Linked DNA regions of Mus musculus: region 2 is linked to region 1. The links are chromatin loops, found by intact Hi-C in ENCODE. Cell type or tissue: gastrocnemius. All regions are shown on one strand. Each heading gives the region's core, and the rest is flanking DNA. Links, peaks and the distances in the headings are about the cores only. Region 1 overlaps Fyco1 (FYVE and coiled-coil domain containing 1). Region 2 holds the start of Lztfl1 (leucine zipper transcription factor-like 1).

Region 1 (2,500 bases), core at 1-2,500:
TCTAGTGCTGTCCTTGGTACTCATAGGACACTGAGTCCTTCTTCCATATTGACATCCAGGCTCTCTATAAAGCTCCTGGGTTCATTTTCCTCTGGGAAAGACAGCTATGGCTCCACCCAAGGCCTCTCACATGGCATCACCATGGAACCCTTCTTTTACCTGGTCCTGGCTGGTCCATGCAATTATCTTTCCAATCCTGAGTCTTACTCCTGTTTATTCTCTCAGAATCACAAATTTGTTCCCAGAGGGCAAATCTGCACATACAGTGAGTGGACTAGGGCTAATTCTTGGATGTCAACTTTATCGCCACTGGGACAAGGTCTTCTACCTGAGTATCAGCTAAAGCACAGGCCTAATCTTAGAAGTTATATGGGCTAGCAAAGTGGATCAGTAGGTAAAAGAGCTTGTCTTACAAGTCTGATAACTTGGAAACCATGTACAAAGGTGAAAGGAGGGAATTGATTCTATAAAGTTATTCTCTGGTCTCCATGAATGTACATGCCATGAATGTATCCCTTTTTTCCCCAATAATAAATAAAGAAAAACAAATAAAACTGAAGATGGAAGAGATACCAGTGTTCTAATTTGATAGCCCATCAAGTGCTCTCTCTCTCTCAGGTCCTTTGAGCTCCTAACATAGCAAATGATGTCAGAAATGACTATTTTTATTCAACCCCCTTAACTTGCAATGAGACAGTCTTAGTCAGTGTGGCCTTCACTGTAGGTACAGGGGTTCCCCCTTCCCTGGTCAGTATTCCCTTCTCTCTCTCTCTCTCTCTCTCTCTCTCTCTCTCTCTCTCTCTCTCTCTCTCCCTCTCCCTCTCCCTCTCCCTCTCCCTCTCCCTCTCCCTCTCCCCCCCCTCTCTCTGTTAATACTTAGAACAGATTTGGGTGTTATCCCATATCTCTCTGTCCCCAGCAGACTCCACAGAATCCAGGATACAGTAAGAGTCAACTATTAGTTGTCCAAGGACCTAACAAGGTTCCTATATGTTGTTATGAGACCCGTGTACAGCCATCTATTTTCTGAAAGGCCTAGGCTGTTTAAGGGCATGTGAGAAGTCCCCTGAATAGGTACTAAAGATGTAGACTAGGAAATAGGCTATCTAGGCTCATGACTTTTCAGGGGACCATAGGCAGTAAAAATAGTATCTTCTGTAGCTGACTGGTGAACTAGGCCTGGAAGGGCATAGGAACAGCTAAGTATTCTAGACATGGGCTTTCTATGCCCCCTTGTGTTCACTGCGGGAAAGGACAGTGGTGTCCATTAAACCCAAGAAGGACATCTTGGAAGTCTGAGACAAGGTTGGCTGAACCAGGTCCCTAAGATTCATCTGTCATGATGATTGGTGGGTAGATAACAGGGCACGGGAGAAGCCCGTAGTGTAGTTAAGAGACACTTATACAGCTAAGGGCCTGGCACCTGAGGTCTGCAGGAGGACTATGACAGAGGAGAGCGTCACTTGGTGCTGCTTTATCTGCCTACTGCCAAACACAGAGAAGTGAAAATTAGCCCTGAAGAGCCTATTGCCTACCCATACTTGATTTCTATCCAAGTAGATAAAAAAAGCCTCTGCCAGTTGACTATGTAGGACATCAATTGCCTATAACTCACTTTTTGCTCCAGCTCAATGTGTCTGATAGGCTTTACCATTCTTTTTCAAGATTCAAATTTAACTTGCATTTCTACTCTTTATTATTCCTCTCTGTCTTATAAACATGGGAACTAAGATGCTTGGCATGGAAATTCCTCTTCCTCAACCCACAGTGAACCAGCACCCCCTAAGCTCTATCCAGCCCTTTTGTGCCTCTGAACTACTCAATTTGGGCTGCTCAGTGGAGTTGCTAAAGGTTGCCTACATACCCTGATTTAGTAGTTTCAGATTTGGCCTAAGCATTAGGGTTTAAAGGCTCTCCATGGGTTTCCAGTGTACAGCCACATGGTTAAGAACTGCAGTCCTGCACTGGCAACATTTTACACCTAGAATAGTCTGGGTTTTATCAAGCTCAACTGCCCAAATCATAGTGGGGCTTCCTTTGCTGTTGACCTTGTAGGTGACACATGGAACATTCAATATAACTGGGGATGGAGCTCATACCTCCCAAAGCATCCCGATCCTGCTCTGTAGAGCTCTGTGAGAAAGTTATCACTAAACAGAATCCTGTATCTTTCATGTCTCTGAGATTTACCTACAGCTCTATCCAAAGGTCAAACGGAACACATGAGGCACAGAGCTAACCTTTAGCTGTGTGGAGACAGCTCTCCTGAGCTTGATTTCTGGGTCATCTTTCTCCAAGGTAATCAAGCTTTAGGTGCTTTGCCTGCTCTGGGGAAGGTCTGCCCAGGCACCTGGAAGTTAGGGAGCCTGGCCTACCTTGCACTGGTCGAGCGGCGTGTCTTCTGTCTCTTGGAAGACCACACTGAAGGAGATGCTCTTGGGATCAGAAGAGAAGACCCAGCTGATGGTGAGGCCAGGCTCAGCCACGGTGATGGTGATCA
Region 2 (11,148 bases), core at 4,428-6,927, 79 kb before region 1:
GCCTTTTATAGTTTACATTTCCTAAGTTAAGTGTATGGTTTCAAATGTAGTTATGTAGAAACAAATTTGCAATGCTATTAGGCTGAATAGATGGAAATTATTCTCTAGTATATCTTCAACTGTTCTAATCTTTACTTCTTAGCAGATCAATGAATCAAGACCACTGTAATATTAACCATGTTACTAAAGATGCTCTAAGGAATAGGTACTTTAGATTGAAAAGCAGTTTCATGTAGTTGGAACTGATAGTAGAAACAGAGTGTCTTTAAGAGGCCTTTGAGTGCTCCTCAAGGAAGGAATCATCTAGTGACTGTGCCTTGCTGTTACCTTACCCAGTGTCGCACACCCCAGCCCAGGAAAGTACTAGCAAAGTAATCACTAACTTTTGAGATCATAGTTGGGCCTCAACTGCAAGTACAAATTTTACCTGTTTTCAAGTTCAGAGATGTCTGTCTGTAGCTTTAGATACCACTTCTCAGCTTGGGAGAACAGCTGCCGTAGGAGCAGGACATTGGTGTAAGCTGTATTGATGAGCTCGGACTCCACCTCACTGTGTACCACAGCCTGCAGCCCATTTAGGACTTCTGAAACCTCATCAATGGTGAAAGTCTCCTCCACCAGCCTGAAAACAGTATGACACCATTGGCTCGTTAGTCACAGGAGCAACTTACAAAATGTAACTGAAGTCAAGAGACCGACATCATGACATTTAAAGAATTAAAGATTGCAAGAAAAACTCTCTGGGAGAGATTAAAATGATTAGATGTGAGTAATTGTTCAAATGTGTTCATTTTAAAATATAACTACATATTGAAAAATATCCCCTAAACCTTTACCTATTCTTTTTTAACTTTACAATATTATTTTTTTTTACTTTATACTCCTCTAAGTTAGCCTTATTATATTTAGTAACTTAAAAAGTCACACTTAACTCCCCCACTTTCTGTTACTTCTCTAACATTTTAATGATCATATGAATTACTTAAATATTAGTATGCCTATGAGACAAACACTGCAGTTATATATTAACTTTCTTAGCAGTCTAGACATACACACACACACACACACACACACAAATTAACATTTTTAAAGTACCACTATGAATCACAGAAATGAATATCTAATCAACAGCAGCATTCAAATCTACTCTTACCGGAGCTACTTGGGTTAGAAAGGAATCTCGGGAGATGAGCCATTGTCTTCAATCCCTAACTGTACAGAGGGCTTGGAGCATGGAAGAGATTTGCCTGTGGTTCCACTGTGGGTTACTAGCTCCAGCAATTTCAGTAACATGACCAACAGGTGGAGTCCTTAACAAATCCTGTGCACACCTCCTACTCTCAATGACAGTATCACACTAACAGAGTTTTGTTTCTTCCAGCTTTGCCCCTCTAAAGTCTCTCACCCTCAGACCCTTAGCCTCACCTTCTCTTCTTTCTTTCTTCCAAACAGACAAAAATCAAACATCTTGGCATAATCATATTCAAATTAATAGAAAACACTTTTAGCACAGTTACATTTCACTAAGTAGTATTTAACATATAATTCTTTAACATTGTTAAACTAGAAAAATTTAATCATTCTTAAAAACACTTTAATTTTAGAGTCTTTATTAAAATGTTAATGTTTTCTATATTCTTTAATAGACCTCACCATATTTTTGCCAGTTCCATTGCTTTCATCCATTGGGTTTAATAAACCAGATTAGGTAATTGGTTGAACAGACACTAGTACAAGGCTGATGACCTCCACAACAGCTAGAGACATCCTGAAGACCTTTGCTACTTACGTGTGACTCAACGTTTAACTAGTTTCCATTGTTGTTTCAACAAAACTTACCAACTTTTGTTTCAAGTCAACCAACAATGTTGGTATTACCAAGTATATGTTTTATGTTGTTTTTCCTTCTCCAAATTGCTCTATATGAAAAGTATAAGTTCATAACTGTCATGTCATATGGCTCTACTTTTTAAAGAAATCACTTAAGAAACTAAAGTTATGGAACTTTATAGAATTAAGCCCGTCACAATTTTTATCTGAACCTTTCCAGTATGTAATGATTACCATGTGCATGCCTGACAACAGACTGTTACTATCACCCACAACTATGTCTCAATTTCACAAATCCATGGAACTTAGTGGAGTTTCTCTCAGTGACCACTGTGGTTTCTGTATTAGCATTAATCAGAATTTAATTTATCCACTTAGGATCCTTTCTTTCTTGAGAAACTTTCACATGACTAGGTACACATACATGTATATAAAGTAAGTATACAGGTGAGATATTTACTAATTAAAAAAATCATAAAAATTTTTCTTAAAACAAGCCAGGTGTTGTAGTACACACCTTTAATCCTAGCACTTGGGGAGGCAGGCAGATCTCTGTGAGTTTGAGGCTAGCCTGGTCTACAAATAGAGTTCCAAGACAGTCATGGCTGTTAAAGAGAACCCTGTTTTGAAAAATTGAAGAAAAAAATTGTTTAAAACCACTTCTCTGGCATACATATAATTTGCCATTTACTAAGGCTGAAAGCTAATTTTTCATATAATGAGATGAATGTGCTTATTTTTATAGCAACAATTAAATCTTGGTTGAATATTTGATAAAGCAGGATACAGCAGCTTTAATATTTTTCAGAGTTGATTAATATTTTGATTTTACAACTATCAATGCTGAGAAAACTGCCTTGCACAAATAATAGTACAAAATGGCAAAAATATATTTATGACCATTTCACAAGTGGTTGGAAATTGTCTTAATCCCAAAACAAAAGTCACTTAATGAGTTTTTAATGAAATTCAACTCAGTACCTCAAATAGCAATTTTTAAAATCAAAGAATCAACACAATAGGTTCCAGAGATATACTAACTTGATATTTACCTGCTGAGAAATGATGGTAAGAAACTATTAGGTCGTTGTCATAATTAAAACATTACATTTCCATAAGAGCAGAATACTTACATATACAGTAAAATCACTGTAATTCAAAGTATACAATAGTCTAAGCCAAAGAGTTTCAGGCACTTTGTATTGGTGTTGGGTGGCATGATGGCCTGGGCAGTGTGAACTGTGGCTGCAGCGTGTTCAGAAGTCATATGACAAAACTGGGAAATGCTGGCAGAACACTTCAGAGTCATTTTGCATTTAATTATGAAATAATTTTTAGTGATTGCATCTTAAACCTTTTACTAACGCCAAATTTTTAAAGAATCCACATTCATTCAGTTATATGACTGAACATATGATGTTAATATGATGCAGTTTTAAGAAACTGGGCCTTAAAGTCTCTTGATACCTGCTGTCCTTGAGGTCCTGAAAGCAGGAATCTACCGTTTTAAGTCTCAAGCCTCTTTTTGAACGAGCAAAACGCATGTAATTAATGACCTCATTTTGATGGTGCTCATTTAGGCCCAACTCTGCCTGAAAAAGAGAGAACTGGTTAGTCCAGAGGCTATGACAGAAGAACTGACAATGAAAATAAACAAGGTATTTTGTTTGGCCCAGTGTACTGGTACCTGCTTTTAATCTCAGCACTTGGGAGCCAGAGGCAAGCAGATCTCTGTGCCTTTGAAACCAGCCTGATCTACATAGTGAACTTCAGAACAGCCAGGGCTACCCAGAGACGAAGTCTCAAACAATAACAATAACCAACAACGATGTTGATGATGAATATATGGTGTTGTAGCAACTGATGTATATCAGGTTGCCTTTTTGTCCTCCTACCAACTCAAATACATTCAGGTCACAATCACATGACTACTTCTCAGGAAAAGAAGAAATACAAAGAGGTGTGGGGTATTTTTCAGACTTAAGATATGGGGTATACCTTATACCCCTGTCATCTCTAATGTCTCTGAAAGTAGACAGAGTAGGTAACTAGGATGAGCCGTGACATTTTTATGCCCCAGGGCTGAAAGAACAGAAAGATGAATGAGACCTCTATCCTCACCTCGGGGAGCAGCACTAACCTACTCACTAATCTAAATAAAATGGCTGCTGTGTGAGAGGAAACAAATGCCTACATTCCTTAATACACTAATTTTCAGATCTCTACAGAAACTTAACCTTACCAAATACAACCTTAAAAAGTATTATCTGGCTTGAAAACAAACAGTAGTCTTTTTAATAAGGCAGATGCTGTTTTAAAATAGGGAAGCTACACAGTTAGTACAGCTCTCAGACCTGGTTAGAGAAGTTTCTCTGTGCAATGGATGGTGGCTACCACACAGCTCACAGCTTTTAGGTACAGAGAATAAATAGGCTTAGCCACAACTAAGATATACACTCAGGAGGCAGAGGCATAGATAGGCAAAGGCAAGTGAATCTGAGTTCAAGGTCAGGCTGGACTACAGAGAGGATTCCAATATAGACAGGACTAAACAGAGAAACCCTGTCTTGAAACAGCAACAACAAAAACTGTCTTCTAGACATGACAGAACTGCTGGCCTAGAAACTCACAACTGTGGTCACCTGCACAAAGGTGCCAATCAACAATCCAGCACAGAGACGGGGAGGGGTTTATGAGATCGCACTTCTAGCTGAGCAGTTACTGACGGCTGAAGATTTATGAAGGGCAGAGAGACAGTTTCTTTTAAGAGTGTGGCCCAAGGAAGGTGATGGTCCCACACACATGAGTATATGTGCAGCATAAATTGGACTAGGTAGGCTTAAAAAAAACAGGACAGGAAGTAAACAATAATTCTGGAAGATGCTAGGGGATTTAAAATACATTGTATGAATGTATAAAATCTTTAAAGGATAATTTTTTTTAAAAAAGAGTGAGCTTATTGCTTAAAGTGTTTATTTTATGTGCATTGTTTGACAAATCATCTACACCCGGTTTCCAAGTGTTATCACAATGACATAAAAGAGTAAGAACACAAACAAGTACTAACTTTTTTGTGAAGCCACTAGCGTAATTTTTTTTTTTTTTTCGTTTTTGACATCAGAAGCAGGACCAGTTCCTAGCTCAGGATGGTTTAAGAAATGGTCTGTTTTGTTTAGATGTATACAAAGTGACACTTACTAGGAATTGATTGCTGGGATATGTCAGCAACCCACTTGAGCTTCACTTTCAATAACTTCTCTATGCCCAGCTATTTAAATTAATTGTACGATGAAAGGTTGGATGGACTGGCGTTTTCGCTTCAGTTTTATCTGTCTCAAAGTAAGCCCGAACTCTAATACCCAAATGGTCGTCAGACGTCCAAACAAAGAAAACAGCACCGATAATTAGTCAGTTGTAAAATCAGGTGCTTCAGAAAATTAGATTCAACCAAGTTCACACAGAAAGTTGGAACCAGCCCGTCATTCTTCACCCTGGCAAATGTGTGCGGCTGTGTCGGCCAGGGCTTCCCAGACCACAGCCAAGGACGAGGCGACAAGGCCGGAGGAAGGCTTCAGCAAGAAGCTGTCCCCGCGGCTCGGCCGACGTGACTCCCTCCCCGGCGAGGCCCCGCTCGCTCGCTCGCTCGCTCGCCCTCCGCACCCCGGCTGGGCCTCTCCCGACCAGGACACTCACCATGGTGGCGGCGGATCCGACAGGAAACAGGGAGGCCGGCACCGGGGCCTGAGGAACGGAGGTTGTTTAGAAGCCGCGCGTTGCCAATGGGAACGGAGACACGTGGGCCCTCGCTTGCACGCTATCATTGGCTCTCAGTGTCACGTGACGGATGATGTTGCGTAACTGGCTAATTTCCGCGGGTACATTGGCTTTGAGATCCGGAAGTCCCACCTTTTCTTGCCACGCTAACCTGGGGCGGTGCCTGCCGTTGCCAATGGCAACAGAGAAATTTCCGGTCGGGGGTGGGGGGGGGGAGCTGAGCAGCGCCTTAGGTGCCAGCGTGTTTGCCTACAATCAGGACAGAAGTTGGGCTTTGGCACCGGGATCCAGAGCTGGTGGTTCCAGACCTCTGAGAAGAACAGGCTGAGTGAACAGGGCTTCAGCGTGACTGCATCCGGCTATCAAGCTCATGCTGGCCCTGGTGCACGCCCTTCCTCCATCTGCATTGTTTTATAACGCTGGCAGAAGAGAATAACTTTACCTTTTTGGAAAAAAAATGTGCAAAAACATAGGTTTATATAGAGTAGTGAATTAGAGAGACAAACACTAGATTCGCCAGGAGAAGGTTGTGGAATAACGTCCTGATCTCCCTGGCGGAAGTTTTCACTTATGAAGTCTAACTTGAGTCATTAGAATCTTCAAGTTTTGGGATAGGTAAAGATCCTTTCCAAATCTGTTGGTGATCTTTTTGTCTTATTGACGGTGTCTTTTGCCTTGCAGAAGCTTTGCAATTTTATGAGGTCCTATTTATTGATTCTCGATCTTACAGCGCAAGCCACTGCTGTTCTATTCAGGAATTTTTCCCCTGTACCCATATCTTCGAGGCTTTTCCCTACTTTCTCCTCTATAAGTTTCACTGTCTCTGGTTTTATGTGAAGTTCCTTGATCCACTTAGATTTGACCTTAGTACAAGGAGATAGGAATGGATCAATTCGCAATCTTCTACATGATAACAGCCAGTTGTGCCAGCACCATTTGTTGAAAAATGCTGTCTTTTTTCCACTGGATGGTTTTAGCTCCCTTGTCAAAGATCAAGTGACCATAGGTGTGTGGGTTCATCTCTGGGTCTTCAATTCTGTTCCATTGGTCTACTTGTCTGTCGCTATACCAGTACCATGCAGTTTTTATCACAATTGCTCTGTAGTACAGCTTTAGGTCGGGCATAGCAAACACAGAAGTGGATGCTCACAGTCAGCTATTGAATGGACCACAGGGCCCCCAATGGAGGAACTAGAGAAAGCACCCAAGGAACTAAAGGGAACTGCAACCCTATAGGTGGAACAACAATATGAACTAACCAGTACCCCGGAGCTCTTGTCTCTAGCTGCATATGTAGCAGAAGATGGCCTAGTCGGCCATCACTGCAAAGAGAGGCCCATTGGACTTGCAAACTTTATATGCCCCAGTACAGGGGAACGCCAGGGCCAAAAAGGGGGAGTGGGTGGGTAGGGGTGGGGGTGGGTGGGTATGGGAGACTTTTGGTATAGCATTGGAAATGTAAATGAGCTAAATACCTAATAAAAATGAAAAAAAAAATCTTCAAGTTTAACCGTTGTTCCAAAGTGATGACTACCTCTATGGTCGCCTTGCCTTTAACCCCAGCACTTGTAAAGCAGGGGCAGAAGGACCTCTGTGAGTTCAAGGCCACCCAGGGCTTCATAATGAAGCCCTGTTTTAAAAAAAAAGACACTGTCCTATGAAAGACAAGTATAGGAAGAGGTTATCACAAATATTGGTGAACATACAACCACTCTAGGCCAGTGCAGTATCTTACGAGGAGGCACTGAGTAAACCAACATCATGCAGAGCTGCCAGCCTTCTGAGCCTGGGAGACTTTAAAGCAGGAGGGAACAAACATTCAACATTAGCTCTGAGTTATCAAAAGTTAATTTTGATGGTGCATTTTGAGATTGTCTTTCACAGCCAATACAAAGTAAAGTTTAAAGTGAATCACAATCGGGTGCTTTTAGATGCAGAAGAATTTTAGAGATATGGTTCCAGAACTACTTATAAAGGAAGAGACTAAGAATCTACAGCTTGGAGAGGTAGATGGAGGCTTTGAAGTTTGAGTCTTAAAACTATAAATCTGTTTTCAAGACAAAAAAGACTATTGCCAGGTGTTGTAATACAGTGGATATTAAATAAATTCTGATTTCAAGAATCTTCTTTCATTTTTTTCTGTTTTATTCTATCTAAATGATATTAATTAGGTAGAAAGTGTCATAATTGTCACAGGGGCTAAGCTTAATTACTTAAAAATCAACTTGATGGCTGGCCAGATGGTTCAGCAGGTGAAGGCACTTCCTGACAAACCTGATTACCTTCTTCAATTTTCTGGATCCACATGGTAGAAGAGAGCCAGTTCAGAACTATTGTCTTCTGGTTTCTACATGAACACTACATCACACCTGTGCTCCCCTTCCACGTATACACATACATGAGCATGCACACACCTGCAGACACGACTTTCAAATTTCTTAAGTGAACTTAAACTTTTGTTGTTAGAACAAAGTGCTAACAGATAAGTCCTTTAGAATAAAGCTAATTTATAAAGACACTATATCTTTAGGAAAAGGTCCAATAATGAAAACATATCCATTAGTTAAATGGTCAGAACAAAACAAAACAAAATAAAGCAGAAATAAGTTAAATGGATAAGAGAAGAGAAAATGTGTTCAGAAAAGCCACATGCCGTGATTAGTCGGGGAAGGCAGATCTGGAATATAACCACATGATCACTGCCATGGGTTTTAAGTCTTATCCTAGTACAGATAACAGAATTTTCTTGTCCATATTTACCTGCTTACCCACCACCACAGAGGTAAAGTTCTGCCTTCTGTTTAGGAGAGTGTCATGAGCAAGCTGTGTCAGAAACAGGCACATATGCATCTTTTCACAATATTTCAATTTTTTATGAATGATAGATTCACAAGCAGCTTCAGTTTTATTGACTGAAATTTGCCAAATACTCTTCCTTTTTTCTAATCTTTACTAATATTTTTAGGCTATACATTATACATCATTCATTAAATCTATCTATAGTATATAGATGAATATATATGTATGTATATGTTACAGAAAAGCTACAAGAGATAAATAAAGAAGCTATAGCAAAATTCTAGGAGACCTAACTGAAAGGAAGAGGCAAGAAGCTAATGTGAATGCAAAGAGAATTTTGGCAAGGATGGCAGTGGGGTGAGAAGGTGAGATCAGATCAGATTGATTGCAGATCTACTGCAGAGTCAAACCACAGAATCAGGCTGAAAGGATCTTCAGGGTTGAGCAGCTGAGGTGAGATGTAGGACAATGATGGCCATGAGAGTAAAGTGAAGTACCAGGTCGTGATGGGTGAATGGGCAAGTGGACAGACAGACTAGGTGCTCAGATGTCAGATCAATGAGGCTGTCACCACTGCGCTGTCGGGTATCCTTCTCTTTATGGGGTCCAGGTGAAGGTGTTGCACCTCTTCTTCAGTTTGCTGTTCGATAACTTTGCTGGTGTTCCTGATATACTTGTACAATCCCAAATTTATAGGATGATACTCTATTACCTGAGACTCCTATGTATGTTGTGTGTTTTGATCACTGCCACCCCCGCCCCAACTCCTCTACTCCAATTTCAACAAGGACTTCATGGGTATCTCAGGACTATTGAAAAGCAGGAGAAGGGATAGTTTGCTGCCTTGCTTGAGGCTTGGTACTATTACACAGGAGTCCTTTACTTAGATGATCCAGAGATAATTTATCTGCCCATGGAAGAATTAAGACCAGCAGCAGTGTTCTTATGAATGTAAGCTGAGGCACTCCAAGGCATTGGAGGGTAGTCTGGAGGTACTAGTGTTATGTTTTATAAAAAGAGAGCCAGTATATGCTTAATAGATGGGGGTATGATGGGATGGGAGGCGTACCTTAGGGCATGGGAAGGGGAGTTGAGTAGGGAATAGAGACAGAGAAAGGCAGAGGGGGGAGAGGAAGAGTTGGGGCAGAGAGAGAAGGGGCAGAGAGTGGGTAGGAGAGTAAGAGAGTTAAAGAGAAGGGAGGGGCCAAACAGCCCCTTTTTTAGGAAGCTAGGCCAACCTGGTTTGTTGCCAGGTAATGGTTGTGTGATACCTAGAAGGAATGTTAACAACTAGCTTGGCTGTGCCCAACTTCACCTTTGTCCAGGCTCTTCATCTTTTCTTTCCCCCCCTTCAGTGGCGTGGAAACATAATCTGTATCCTTACAAAGCCCATTAGGATAGATTCAATTGCTCAAAATGAACCCGTCCAAGCCCAGTTAAATTTCCATTTTTATCATGCTATGTCTCACATTTCTGGTCAGTGTTGTTTGATCTCATAACAAAAGTCACCATTATTTAGTATCTACAGTGGACTAGACACACTCCATCTTAGTAGTATATCCTCAAATGTAATTACTTCATACGCAGTAGACACTGGGACTTGCACATGGAGAAAATAGCTTTGCTATGCATTGTGTTTTCAAGTAATTAAACAAGTTTTTCCCCCATAGGTCTGTATTGCTGAGGAGATGAGTGTTCCCTCACAGGCAAACTCCTGTTATGCTGTGTTATCAATGCAGGAATCTGCACATAGGAGAGAGAGTGTGCACAGTGCAAATATTTCATCTGTGAAGTCCTTTGTGGGTTGGGGATTTTTGAAGTAAGCACTACAGGCACTTACCGGCTGCTAAGAGAAGGAGAATCAGTTGTCTCCAGAAACAAGCCCTCTGATGGTTATTCATCAGACTGTATTTATATATTTGTATATATGTATTTGTAATAATAATTAAAGAAGAGATCATGATTTTGAAGGGAGTTGGGACATGGAAAGAGTTGGAGGAGGGAGAAGAAATGGTGGAAATAATGCAAATACAGTCTTTGTGTATGGAATTAAAACACACAAAAATTTAAATTAAAAATTGAGAAAATGACAAAGCAAAAACAAATAACCACCACCACAACAACAACCAAACCATCTTGCCCCCTCAAGTTAACATGAAAAAAAAAAATAGAAGGAGGAAAGCTTTTGAAGTTGAGCTGGAAGTAGATTGAGTAGTGTTAGAAGAAAACCACTTTGGGGAATCATCTTACAGCAGAGTCTTTACAGTATAGCTTTATTAATTCTCCCCCAAAATCTGTCTGACTTCTCCAGATAGCCTTGTTAGTTGAGGAATTAGGTAAGACTTTTAAGAAGGAAAGGGCCAGGATGAATGATGTCCTGGTTAGTTTTTGCTATAAAATTTTCACAACCAACAGTTACAGGGAAGAGGAAGTCTCCCTTGAGGGATTTCCCAGATCACATCAGCCTGTGGCTATGCCTGTGGGAGTTGTCTTAATTTTTTGATTGGTGCAGGAGGATCTATCTCATTGTGGTGATGCCACTACTGGGCAGGAGGTCCTGGATTGTGTAAGAAAGCAGGCTAAGCATGAGGGAAGGCCAGAGTGAGTCAGTAAGCAGCTTTCCTCTATAGTTCCTGCCTGAGTTCTGCTCTGACTGAACTGTTACCCAGAAGTGCAAGCTGAAACAACCCTTTCTTCCCAAGTTACTTTTGGTCAAAAGGTTCTAGGACAGAAGGGCTCACTGAG

What was found. A loop is a pair of places that touch in the nucleus more often than their neighbours do. Peaks named below come from ENCODE experiments on the same cell type or tissue, not always from the same donor. Only the 100,000 strongest peaks of a DNase experiment are listed, where the experiment ranks them.
Region 2: it touches region 1 in a loop (2.5-fold over the local background); 14 of 42 quality-filtered maps call a loop at or near these places.

The regions. Positions count from the first base shown.
Region 1 is chr9:123,795,142-123,797,641 of GRCm38, forward strand. Fyco1 (FYVE and coiled-coil domain containing 1) reads right to left here. Exons shown (of 18, transcript NM_001110253.2): 16 at 2,376-2,500. Among named protein-coding and RNA genes, the nearest start is that of Cxcr6, 10 kb to the right of the region's middle. In gastrocnemius, for the core only: a CTCF peak has its summit at 1,236 (motif pointing left); a DNase peak (open chromatin) is centred at 1,248; H3K27ac peaks cover 371 bases.
Region 2 is chr9:123,712,003-123,723,150 of GRCm38, forward strand. It overlaps Lztfl1 (leucine zipper transcription factor-like 1), which reads right to left and starts at 5,623. Exons shown (of 10, transcript NM_033322.3): 1 at 5,524-5,623; 2 at 3,298-3,422; 3 at 428-622. The coding sequence starts at 5,526. In gastrocnemius, for the core only: no CTCF peak of the experiment used is centred there; a DNase peak (open chromatin) is centred at 5,681; H3K4me3 peaks cover 1,897 bases; H3K27ac peaks cover 1,158 bases.